Linked DNA regions of Homo sapiens: region 1 is linked to region 2. Evidence: chromatin contacts called from ENCODE Hi-C data. All regions are on one chromosome and are shown on one strand. The core of a region is the stretch at or near the end of the contact, and the rest is flanking DNA. Distances in the headings are between cores, read along the strand shown. Region 1 holds the start of DCANP1 (dendritic cell associated nuclear protein 1). Region 2 holds the start of LINC02900 (long intergenic non-protein coding RNA 2900).

Region 1 (5,709 bases), core at 1,597-4,096, 200 kb after region 2:
GGGGTGGATGCTGAGGAAGAGAAAACAGAGCAGAGCTGGAGAAGTTCGTACAGTAGATACAGTGGAAGACAGGTGGCTCAGCTGGCAGCCCACTGCAGGGGTGGTGGAGGTCGCAATGCGCTGTCCCCACCACATGGAGCTTGCTTGCCTCCGCACCTCTTTGCTGGCTGCAGCCTTGCTGCTCAGTGGGCGGTTGTGGAAAGAATCGGTTCTCAGTTCCCATTCCAGCTCTGCTATTTAGACACCGGGAGACCTGGAAACAGCCCCTTGACAAAGTCTTGCTCTACACGTTTCTGTAGTGACCGTCCATTTGAAGGGATAGGGAAATATTCCCTCAGTGTCCTGCTGTGAAACTGTTAAAGCCACCCATCCTATGAAACTCACTCCTTTGGGTTAAGCATCACGTTCTCAGTCCTTTCCTGTGTGGATGGAGTGTTGGCACAGTGAGGCGGGTGTTGCAAGTGGACGCGTCGGGGGTGGTCTGCACGGGCTGGCCTGCATAGCCCAGGGGTGGAGAGAGGGGTCAGACTAGAACCTATGGAGACTTGGTGGGCAACAGGCCTGGGCTCAGTCCAGCCAGCCCAACCTCTGATTGCTATCCTCAGAGCCCCTCCAGGGTCTCCTTGGCAGGGGCTGTCCCCTATGAGCCTCTGCAGGGGACAGGAAGTGCTGACTGAGAACTGTCTCTCTGTGACATGCACCCTGTCAAATCCATAAACCTTCCTCAGCAGTCACCACACAGAATCCCAAAACCCCAGGGTTCTGCTTGAGTTAGAGCTACAAAGTCTCAAGGACTAGAAGGAAGCACCAGCCTTGTTCTGCCCCAGCTAGAGGGTCTGCGCTGCCCCAGCCAGAGGGTCTGTGCTGTCCCTGCTGAGGCCTACAGGAGGCAGAGACATTCACCTCCACTTCCTGTCTGCCCATGGCTTCGCGGCCTTCTCACCCCAGCTGGCCAACTGGCTTCCCACCACTATGGGCCTCGCACTGCCCATGCCGGGCCTGAGGGGCCTGGCTCAGACTTTAGTATCCAAGGGGACTGCTGCCTTGACCACCAGAGCCCCCCCGTCTGTGCATCTGTCCTCTGTTCAGCTCTGGAAAGGCCACCGGGAACACAAGAGCCAACAACCCATGGCCTTTGTCTGCAAGGAACTTGAGGTCTCACCGGGCAGACAGGCACGGAGTGAGTGCTCCACCATGGGCCTCCCTTCCTCCAGGTTGCATCCAGGACTATGCTGTCTAGCGTGTCTGCTGTGACTTCCTCATGGCAGAGCCCCACACTGTGGCTGTTTATGGAGCATTTGCAAGTCTCCCTCGAGGGGAGCCCGTGTCTCTCACGGACAGCTTGGCAAGATTCACATTCTTGGAAAAGCAGAGGAATGCGAGGGTTAAAATACCTTAAAGGGCAAGGAGATGATTTCTAGATTTCCAGACAATGTCTCAGAGAATTGTAGTGCTCTGGGGTATGCCTGAATGTAACTAATGTAGCTCCTTTTGTGCCTGAGTGTAGACTGGGTCCATGTGCCTACATGCATTCAGTTCCTCCCACCAAACTGGACAGTGATAGCTAACCCTGTTGACCCTTATGTCTGGGTGCCTTAAATTTGTGATGCCTCAAACTGACCTTCACAATGACTCTAAGGAGGTAAGTACTGTGAACTTTCCCGTTTTCTACAAGAAGAAACTGTGGCACGGAGAGATTCAGTTACTTGTCCAGGATCACAGAACTATAGTAAGTGGGGGTGGGGACAAGAATTCTAACCCAGGCAGCAGTCTGACCAGAGGGCCCTAGCTGGGAGCAGCGTTCATGTGCACTGTATGTTCGTGTTTAGTGTATGTCTGTGCATACTTGCGTGTGTGCACACGCACACATGTTCACTCAGGCACGTGGGCTGCCCTGCGGTGGGAGCTGAGAGAATGCAGTGGAGGTTGTTGGGAGGAACTCACCCGCCTGCTCTGGCTGTCTGAGCAGGTGAGGGATAGTGATATCAAGTGCGAAGACCAGGCCCTGAAGCCAGCCTGACGGTTCCAGCTGTTAGGAGAAAGTGAAGGTGGGTGCCATGGATCTGATGATTTCAGTGATTTTCTACTCAAGAAAAATGAAGTCTCGGATGGGCAGAGCTTAACTGCCTTAAAAACTTGGTACAGGGCAAGGTGTGAGTTTCCCGGTGAGACTGTGTGAACTGTGAACGGGTAGAGTCTGAAACTACAAACCAGATGTTTCCGGGCTCCCTCCCGCCTGGTCTGGCCTGTCTTCCTTCTGCTGCTATGCAGTTCATCCTGGGTCCCTGAGGGCCTCGCAGATGCTTCACTCGAAAGATTGGAGTTGCAGAGTCCCCTGTGGAGGAATTGAACTGCCCCCTCTCGCAGGACCCCAGCTGGCAAGGTTTTGTTCCTCCCTGGAGGGTAGAGACCCTCACTGAGGCCCTGGAGAGGGGCACTCAGGGGCAGCAGCTCATTCCCAAAGTTCTCTGGTGGAGCTGGGGAGTGGCACCCTGGGAACTCTGGGGTTTCCCCACCAGCTCCTCTCTCCAGTCTTTGGTGTCCAGGTACAGTCTCCAGGCCGTGGCTTCTCGAGTTCTGTATGTGGGTTGCTGCTCCGTAATGCATAGTTGGGGGACCATTTTGGTCAGTGACAGATCACTGCTGCTTTTCATCAGACCAAAATACATGTGGCTTCTTCTCCTTGCCAGCCCTACCAGGGCATCTCCCATTATACTAACCCTGCCTATTGGACCTTCTGATGCAAGGAGCAGATTAAAATCCCCTCCCTGTTGCCTACCAGGTCCGTGGCTACAACTAAATCCCTAGTTGGGGAATCACAGAGCACAGGTAAGCCCTTGGGTTCTGGAGCCAGCTTACTGGGGTGTGAGTCTTCCTTAGCTCCGTGTGGATGGTGAGCCCTCCTCTCTCAGGTCTCATGATAGTAGCTAACCCTTATTAAGTGTGTGCTGGGCACTGATTGAATGCTTTACAGGTGTCACCTTCTAAGACCCTCGTAACTCTAGCAGGTAGTACTATTATCTTACCCATTTTCCAGCGGGAGAAATAGAGGCAAGAGCAGACTAAATCACTTGCCCAAATCGCATAGCTACTGATGGTGTGATGTTGGGCAAGATATGTAACCTTTCCAAGTCTCAGTTTCCTTATCTGTTAAGTGCAGTTAATACACACAGCACCTAGCAGAGTGCTAAGCACATGGTAGGCACTCAACAGGCAAGGCCACTTAACAAGAGAATGTGAGCCCAGCTGGAGGAGAGAGAAAAATACAATGACTATAGCACTAATCATAGTAGTGATCAAATAAGTAATGCACTCCTGAATGCTTGACTTTCCTGAGTGCAAGGTAAACTCCCTGAGGGAGTTTGCCTTATTCACTTCTGGTTCAGTTCCGTGGCTTTGCACAGATCTGGCACAAGGTGGGTGCTTGGTGAAGGTTTGCTGAATGAATGAGGAACTGCTTTGGGGGTCCCAAGGGGTCATTCACAGCATCAGAGAGCCCCTTCCTAGCAGCCCTGCTCTCCCTGCCTTGTGGCTGTGATCTGAGTGTTTTTGCTTCATCCCTATTGGAGAGGAAGCTTCCCACACCAGGGCAAGCCTGGGTCTTGCCCACCTCTGTTTTCCTGATGGAGAAGATGCTCAGGGCCTGTGAGTGAAGTTGGACCTCCTTGTAGCTTGCCCTGGGTGCAAAACGATCATCCTTTTGGGCAGAAAACAGAAATTGTTGACAGCTACAGACCCAGAGATTCGAGTCAGCCAGGGGAACAGGGCTGTGCCCTTGGTGCCTCAGATTCCCTGGAGAGTGGGGTCTGGGATCATGGTGACCATGTAGATCCCTCCCTGCATCACACTAGTGAACGTTGTTTCTAAACCACACTCTCCCCTTCTCAGCATGGCGTGGCAAATAGCTGCTGCCCTTGTTCACCGAGAAAATCCTCCTGCCCTTGGCGTACCTGGCTCCTAACGAGTCCCTTATTTGGAAGGAATTCCCCCACCCCCATTGGTGTGTGACTCACCCTGAGCGAAATAACTGCTGGGCTGAGTTCTTACACAAACCCCCACCCCATCCCCTCATTCCCTAAAGACCTTGCCCTCAAGTCAACCAAGGCCTTGATCCAGAAGTGACAGAGAATGCGGAGTGTGAGGATGAGGATGATAAGGGGGACAATGAATTTCCAGGCAGGCCCAGCTCCCAGCTCCCATCCTCAGGAAACCCTGAGCCCTGCCTGCATCCTTTCCAGAAATGTGAGTCCCACCTTTCCAATTTCCTCTTACACCTCGTCTATATTTCCCACCCCCACGTCTGCATGACAGCGTGGCGTGCATGTGGCCCATCTGGGGATCAGGGAATCCTATTGGGTATGCCAGCTTAATGAAATACTTGCAGTTTATTACACTCAGGCTTTCCTAAGCCCCGCGTGCCTGTGGGTATTTGAAAGCTGAAGGTAACCCCAAGCTACCACAAATGTAATTGTTACATGTGTCCACGCATTCCTGGTGCAACCTCAAACTCCTGCTCTTAAGCAGCACACAAAATGAACCACATAAAGTAACTCCTAGTCAGACAACAGGGAGAAATGTGTGGAAATGCTGAGAGAGGCTCCCCAGAACCCCTCAGGGCCTCTAAAAGTATATGATGTTCCCATTACATTGCATAGCTCTGGCCACAGAGGGTGCTTCTCCCCCCTGGGCTGTTTGTTCGGTGTTTGCAGAATTGGTTCATTATGAGCAAGGCAGCCAGTGGGTTTTGCTTGTCAACCTTGCATGATGCAGCTCAAGTATTTCAAATCCTGTTTCATCTAGCAAAGGCTTGCTCTAGTGGCAGGGCTAGCAGAGTGCACTGTCTGGGGGTTCCCTCTGGAGCTGTATTTCTGTTCCTCCTCCAGGTCTTGGCTGGAGAGGGCTGTCCCAAGTCTGGGAAGGGCCGTGGAGAAACCCCAGGCAACCTGGATCTGCTACCCTGAACCAGGGGGAGGCTGCCCCTGGGAGATGCCTTCCCATTCGTCAGTTTCCTCAGCCTCAGGTCTGTAAATCAGGGGTGAAGGGCTGACATGGAAATAGCAGACAAAAGCCTCCAGGGATGTGCCTTCTTCTACGCGAACCAGCATCTGGATGCCTGAGAAGGAGACCCTGTTGACGGTGCTCAGGGGGACCTGCTCCAGGTACCTCAGCGTCAGCCCATTGACCCACACACAGCCCTTGCGGCTCAGGGCCTTGAGGCAGAAGGCCAGCAGGGCACTGCCTTTCTCCAGGTAGGGCTCCAGGGACAGGTGACGGCGGGAGAGGCGAGGGAGCTGCAGCTGGAGGTGGGCGTCCTGCCCCCGTCCGAGAAGCAGAGGGCTGGTATCATGCTGCAGCCGTGGTGGGACATTGGCAAAGGCAGATGGGCCCAGCGTGGGATGGTACAGGCTCACTCGCAGGACGGTGAGGGGCTTCTCCATGGAAGAAGTCCTGGGAAGTTGGAACATGGACACACAGGCTCAGCTTCAGTCAGAGACCTCTGTGGCTCCCTGAGCCCAGACACACTTGCCCACCTCAGGGGCCCTGTGCCTGTTCATACAATCACTCTGCCCAAGCCAGGATGGAGCCAAGGCTGGAATTGGTGTGGAAGGTCATGAGCTTAGTCTCTCTCATACTCTGAATAGAACATGCCACCCACTCTGTCTGACTTTTGGATTTCTGTAGTATAGATATATCTGTCCTTGTCTATGC
Region 2 (5,912 bases), core at 2,341-4,840:
ATTTGTGGCTATGTGTCTGTGCTTGGGACCCAGGCAAGGCTCTTTCTCCTGTGAAGTTAGTGGCCTACAGTGATGGGTGTGTGTGTGCTGGTAGGAGCTCCTCTCAGTCTCCCGTGATGGCCCGCAAGGGCAAGTGTTTGGTCAGCCCCAAAGGGTTCTCTGTTGTGAAGGTGGCTGCTCTGAGCAGAAGGTCAGGGACAGGCTCAGAATTAGCCTTAGGAGTCTGGGTCCCAATTTCCTTGTTGGAGGAGGCTCAGTGGGTGGCGGGCACTTGCCACCAGCAGATGCTTCCTTAGAAGCAGGAGTTGTCAAGGAGCCCCTGGAGTTTCAGCCCAAAGTGGCAGCTGTGGTCTGGGACCCTGATGGGCAAACAGGTGGCTTGGAGTCCCCAGTTTTGGCCAGACCCTTTCTTCTTGCCCCCTTCTTCTGTTTAGAGGGGCCGGGCTGTGTCTCTGACCTCTGTTGCAGATGATGGTGAGGCCTCACGCAGCTCCCACTCTCTGCTTGTGGGAGCTATCACTGTTTCCTCTGAGGGAAAGATGGGCCTGAAAATGGCAAAAAGTCTCACATTTAGCTCTGATGGTTTCCTCTCGCCCTCACCTTCTCAATCTTCATATGTTCTCTCTTTTTTTCCTCTTCATTCTTCTTTTCCACATCTGCCTCCACTTGTTCCACCTTTGATATTTGCTAAAATTTTGTTCCATTTAAAAATTATATAATGTTTGGGGACTAGATAAAAGTAGGAAAATGAAGTTACAGTGAAATGGCTCAAACACAGTCACTGTGTCTGTTGTGTTCTATTGTTTCTAGGCTGAGGGTTTCCAACTGGGCTGTGGAGGCCCCAGAAAGGGACGTCCCCCTTCACTTAGGGCAGCCCTGCTATCACCTGTGGACACAGGGCCTCTTCTAGAGTTCTTTGTCCTAAGTGGGGTGGGTAGATAGAGTCTCCTCCCTACTGTCGTGAGGAGAGTCTGCTTTTTATAAAGTTGCTCCCAGCATCAGAGGCCAGCCCCAGTGGTGGGAAGGAAGGATGGCAAAGCCCCAGGAATGTCCCTGCCCTGACTTAGCTCCCACAGCCTCTTCGATTCTGCTGTCTACACCCCAGCTTCTCCACCTGACAGTCTCACCCTTCATCTCTTCCAGGTCTTGGCTCAGGCACCTCACTCAGCTCCAGCATTCGCTGCGTGTTGATCTCAGTTTTCTCAGGGGTGTGGGGGAGTTGATAGTTCCTGCCTGATAGGATTGTGAGGATTAAAGGAGATGATCTGGCATGCAGAAGGTTTCAGCAAATGTTGGCCAACAATGCAGGTTCAATGTATGCATCGGGCACAGGGCCACCTTATTGCTCAATCCGAGGGTGCCCACACATGTCAGTGTATGTGACCTTCCCTGACCCTATTGGGCAGTGCACAGCCTTTGCCCTGTATGTGGCAGCCCTGAAGGTGATGTTTCCAGTCCTGGGACTGGAAAATGAGGGTCTGGGAGAGAAGTTTGTTTTTGGAGAGGTAGGGGAGTCCGGTGTGGGGGTTAAAGTGGAAGACTCAATTCTTTTGCTCTGGGAGAGTGAGCAGGGAGGGGCAGGGTAGGGTGACTCAGGCCGCAGGGAGGAAGCTGCTTACTGCAGTCTTTAGCTCTTTGGAGAAAGATGAGGACCAGAAGCTGAAAGTGTGGTCAGGACCTGTTGGCCAAAAGACCAGAGGAGAAAGGCTGCAGAGAAAGAAAAGTTGCCATGGGTTACCAGGAAGGAAGACCTGAAACTGGTGCTGAGGCTCTAGGGAGCAGTTGTCCCAGGAAGGAAACCCTGGACCAAACTGCCCTCTCCTGCCACAGCTGCAGGGGTGCCCAGAGTTCAGGTCTGGGTGCAAAGGGGAGGGTAGGTGGGGATTGGCAGAGGATTCCCTGAACTCTGTAAGACATCACGGGTCATTCTCTCTCCAGTGAAAGGGCAAATGCTTGTTGAGCAGGTACAATGCACTAGGGACTGTGTGAGGGACTTGATGTATATTAGCTCTTTTAATCCTTAGGACAGCCCTGTGAACAGGCATTAGAATGGGGAAACTGAGACTCAGAGATGTTACATGACTTGTCCAAGTTTTTCCTAGCTAGGAAGGAAATAAAAATAGGATCCCAACTACTTCAAACACTTCCCTCTAGACTGTAAGCAACGCGGGGGCAGAGAATGGCTAGTCCTGCTCTCTGCTGGCTCCTCTAGTGTGTTTGTCAAGGTGCCTGGCATACAGCAGAACTGCGCGAGTGTGTGGTTGAGCCCAGGTCTGCGTGTTTCTGAGCCCATGCAAGGTATTTGAAAGTTCCTCTGAGCTCTTCTTTTTGCCCTGTGGCAGCCCCCTTGCCTTCCCTGGAAAGTACTGCTTGTTGGTGGGGGGAGGTCTCGGGTTGACAACACCCTACCGCCAGCTCGCTAGCCCCTTTAGGCCCCGAAGAAACTATTGAGTCATGCATTTTGCTTGGGTTTTGATGATTCGTGATTCATGCTTGTGAGGAAGGCAAGGGAGTGACTCATGCTGATTTAATAAGCTTAGGAATAGTCCTGAGAAGTGGCTGATAAAGTGCCGGCTGGCAGCCCACTCCCCCGTGGCTGCCAGCGCCAAGTGCTCAGAAATCACCAGGTTAAACAAGTCTGCAGAAAATTCAATCTTCCCGGCATGATTTTCCTTATTTGAGCTAATAGCATGAGGCGCCTTTCTCCTGGCACTGCGAAGTGCACCGGTGGCCTTGCCGTCTTCCCTGGGGGCGTGGGGGAGAAGGAGAGCAAATGCCTTACGTTTAGCGGATGCGCTAGGAACGGCTAGGACCTCCCAGGGTTTGCCTTGTGCCCATGGAACCAGCAGTTCCGCCCCAAGGGAAGCCAGCCGTGTGTCCTAGTGCCGGAATGATGGGGTAATGCCAGTGAGCCGCCCCTTCTCCACAGGGTACTGAGAACGAGGCCAGGCAGCAGCTGTCCTGGCCTCTTGGCCCTGTCAGGACTAACACACCTGGGTTGGGCCCACTGGGGTCAGGTTACTCACGGTAAGCAAGTGCAGGTGGAGAGAGGTGGCCCAGAGGAGCAGGCCAAGGTGGCAGGAGATGGGTCATTTCAAATGGCTCGCCAGCAGCCCAGGGGATCCCTGACATCTAGCAGGTATTGACATTGGGATTAACCCTGTGGGTCGATGGTTCCGTGCTGATTCCTCATGTGCCTCTGCGTCAGATTGCTCAGGCAAGAGGGCTGGAGAAAAAAATCAGAGATGCACCCAACTTGGTCAGTATCTGTGCAGCGATCCTGTTATGGTTGGCAGTCCCTTACTTTGAAGCTCTGATTCCTTTCAGAAGCTTCTGAAGTTCAAAGGAGCAGGTGGGGGTGGATAGGTCATTGAGAAAGGGCAGACCCTGTTCAAAAGTAAGATACTTCCTAAATCTGGTCTCCTTTCTGTAAGTTCTTTGGTGTCCCTCCCCATATGTGTTGAGCCCCTTGTGGCATGTTAAGCTCAGTGCTGGGACCAGCCAGGGGAACAAGGGTTCTGCCTTCATGAGTCTGAGACCTGTTTAGAGTGCAGCCTCTCCTCCCACTTTCCTCTCCTCTCCCCTCCTCCGATGCATCTATCCATCCAAAAAAATGCTATTGTGATAACACACATAAAGCATTTAGCATTATGATCAGCTTCATAATTGCTAGTTTTTATTTCATAATTAATATTATTAGGTCAGATGTGGTGGCTCACACCTGTAATACCAGCACTTTGGGAGGCCGAGGTGGGAGGATCACCTGAGGTCAGGAGTTCAAGACCAGCCTGGCCAACATAGCAAAACCCCATCTCTATTAAAAATAGAAAAATTAGCCAGGCGTGGTGGTGCACGCCTGTAATCTCAGCTACTCTAGAGGCTGGGCACGAGAATCGCTGGTACCCGGGAGGCAGAGGTTGCAGTGAGCCGAGATCATGCCAGTGTACTCTAGCCTGGGTGACAGAGCAGACTTTGTCTCAAAAAATAAATAAATAGATAATGTTTATTGCTATTATTTGACATCTCTTGCATGCCAGGCAAAAAAAAAGGTGAATACTGGTGCAAATTGGTGAGCGTGTTATGTGACAGCTGGAAATCCTAGAGCTGGTCTAGCCTCACCCCTCATGCTGCAGATGGGGATACTGAGGCCTAGAAAGAAATGAAGAGATTGATGGGAGTCTCATAGGGAGGGCATGGCTAGGCCAAGCCTGGAACTCAGGGCTCCTTCTGCCGTGGCATGCAGCTGTCATGCTGGGATGGGGTGGTCCGAGGAGGCTTCCTGGAGGAGGTGGGTTTTGAGATGAGCCTTGGGATGAGAGTAGGAATGAGATCAGCAGGAGAGGAGAAGCGAGAAAGGGCAGAGCACAGTGGCCCAGGATGGTGTGGAGGAGGGAGCCACAAGGGGAGAAAGGTCAGGAGAGACTGGGTGGGGGGCACCAGAGCCATCTCTGTAGCATCTTTTGAGGAGTGCCGCAAAGGCCTCACTGCTCCCACATCCTGCACTCTGCCACTGCCATCAGGTACTTCCTCCTGGCACGTGCAGATCAAATGGTGGCCCTGGGGCCCGAGGCTCCGTCTGCTTGCCTGCCTCAGCGCTCATGCTCAGTGGGGACCCATGGGTCCAGGCTGGAAGTCACAGGCCAGGCATCCATGCTGAATGCATCTCTCCTGGGAGAGCAAACCCATTCAGTCATAATTTGCCATTAACCCCTTATATTAGTTTCCTAGCCCTGCTGCAACAAATTGCCACACACCAAGTGGCTTAAAACAACAGAAATTTATTCTCTCAGAGTTCTGGAGGCCAGAAGTTCAAAACCCAGGTGTTGGCAGGGTTGACTCCTTCGGGAGGATGTGCGGGGTGATCTGTCCTGCTTCTCGCTCGTGGCTTCTGGAGGCTGCTGGCAGTCCTTGGCATGCTGTGGCTTGTGACTATGTAACTCTAGTTTCTGCCTCTGTCTTCATGTGGCCTCCTGCTCTGTGACATCTCTTCTTCTTATAAAGGCTCTTGTCATCAGGTTTAGGAACAACCTGGTTGAGTCAGCCTGGTCTTCATCCTGAGATCTTTAACTTAATTATATCTGCAAAGACTTATTTTTCCAAATAAGTTCATGCTCATGGGTCCTGGGTGGACGTATCCTTGGTGGTGGTGGGGCAGTGGGGCACCATTTTCGCTACACCCCTGGAGCAGTGTGACAGTGTGGCCTTGGGAGATGAGTCACAAGGGAACTTTTGTTGAGATAAGAGGATAAGTCTGGGTGAGACATTGCACTGGGGATCCTGGGCAAATTCCCAGAAGTGTTTGGGCCTTGGCTGTAGAGGTTTTTCTGAGACTGAAGACTCAGGACCCAGCTCTGAAGTGATGATCAGGGCTTCTTGATAGGCACCGCCATGTTGGGGATGGACCTCTGTGCCCATGGTCCACTCGGGGGCTCATCCAGGGCAGTGCTATCCATCAGAACCTTCCGTGGTGATGGAAATGTTCTTCAGATCTGAGCTGTGCAACACAGTGGCTCCTAGTCCTGTGTGTCTATTGAGCTTTTGAAATACCCGCTCTGGCTCGTGCAGCTGAAGGACTAGATTTTTTACTTCTATTTAATTTTAATTTTAATTTTAACTTAGATAGGCCTACGGGACTAGTGGCTTCTGTACTGAGCATCACAGCTCCACAGTGTCTTGATTTCACCCCTTCTCCTCGTCTGTTTTTCATTTCACTATCAAAAATGTAATTTAACACAAGAACTGAAATTGTTCTTTTGTTTTTTTTATGTACGTAATGCTTAAAGTTTTAACTTTTGGCTTAGAGACAGAGGCCAGATGGAGTTGACTGGTTTTAGGCCCAGTACAAGAAAGCATGGCCTCCTCTTGCAGTGAAATGGAAAAGAGGAGTGTTTTCCTGTGGACAGTGCTGTGGC

What was found. A loop is a pair of places that touch in the nucleus more often than their neighbours do. Pooled maps may share reads with other maps.
Region 1: a loop to region 2 is called in a pooled map, with 1.8 times the contacts of the local background. The contact joins the promoter of DCANP1 here to the promoter of LINC02900 in region 2. A Hi-C loop is called at or near these places in 1 of 168 maps with a recorded cell type or tissue (gastrocnemius medialis) and 2 of 50 pooled maps.

Annotation. Positions count from the first base shown.
Region 1 is chr5:135,444,502-135,450,210 of GRCh38, forward strand. DCANP1 (dendritic cell associated nuclear protein 1) reads right to left here and starts at 2,847. Exons shown (of 1, transcript NM_130848.3): 1 at 1-2,847. The coding sequence starts at 2,607. The coding sequence ends at 1,873. TIFAB (TIFA inhibitor) reads right to left here. Exons shown (of 2, transcript NM_001099221.2): 2 at 1-5,448. The coding sequence starts at 5,438. The coding sequence ends at 4,953. RefSeq lists enhancers at 4,716-5,217, 5,218-5,709.
Region 2 is chr5:135,244,587-135,250,498 of GRCh38, forward strand. It overlaps LINC02900 (long intergenic non-protein coding RNA 2900), which reads right to left and starts at 3,591. Exons shown (of 4, transcript NR_037895.1): 1 at 3,540-3,591; 2 at 3,027-3,226. The region is part of intron 3 of PITX1-AS1 (PITX1 antisense RNA 1); the gene reads left to right. RefSeq lists an enhancer at 2,041-3,240.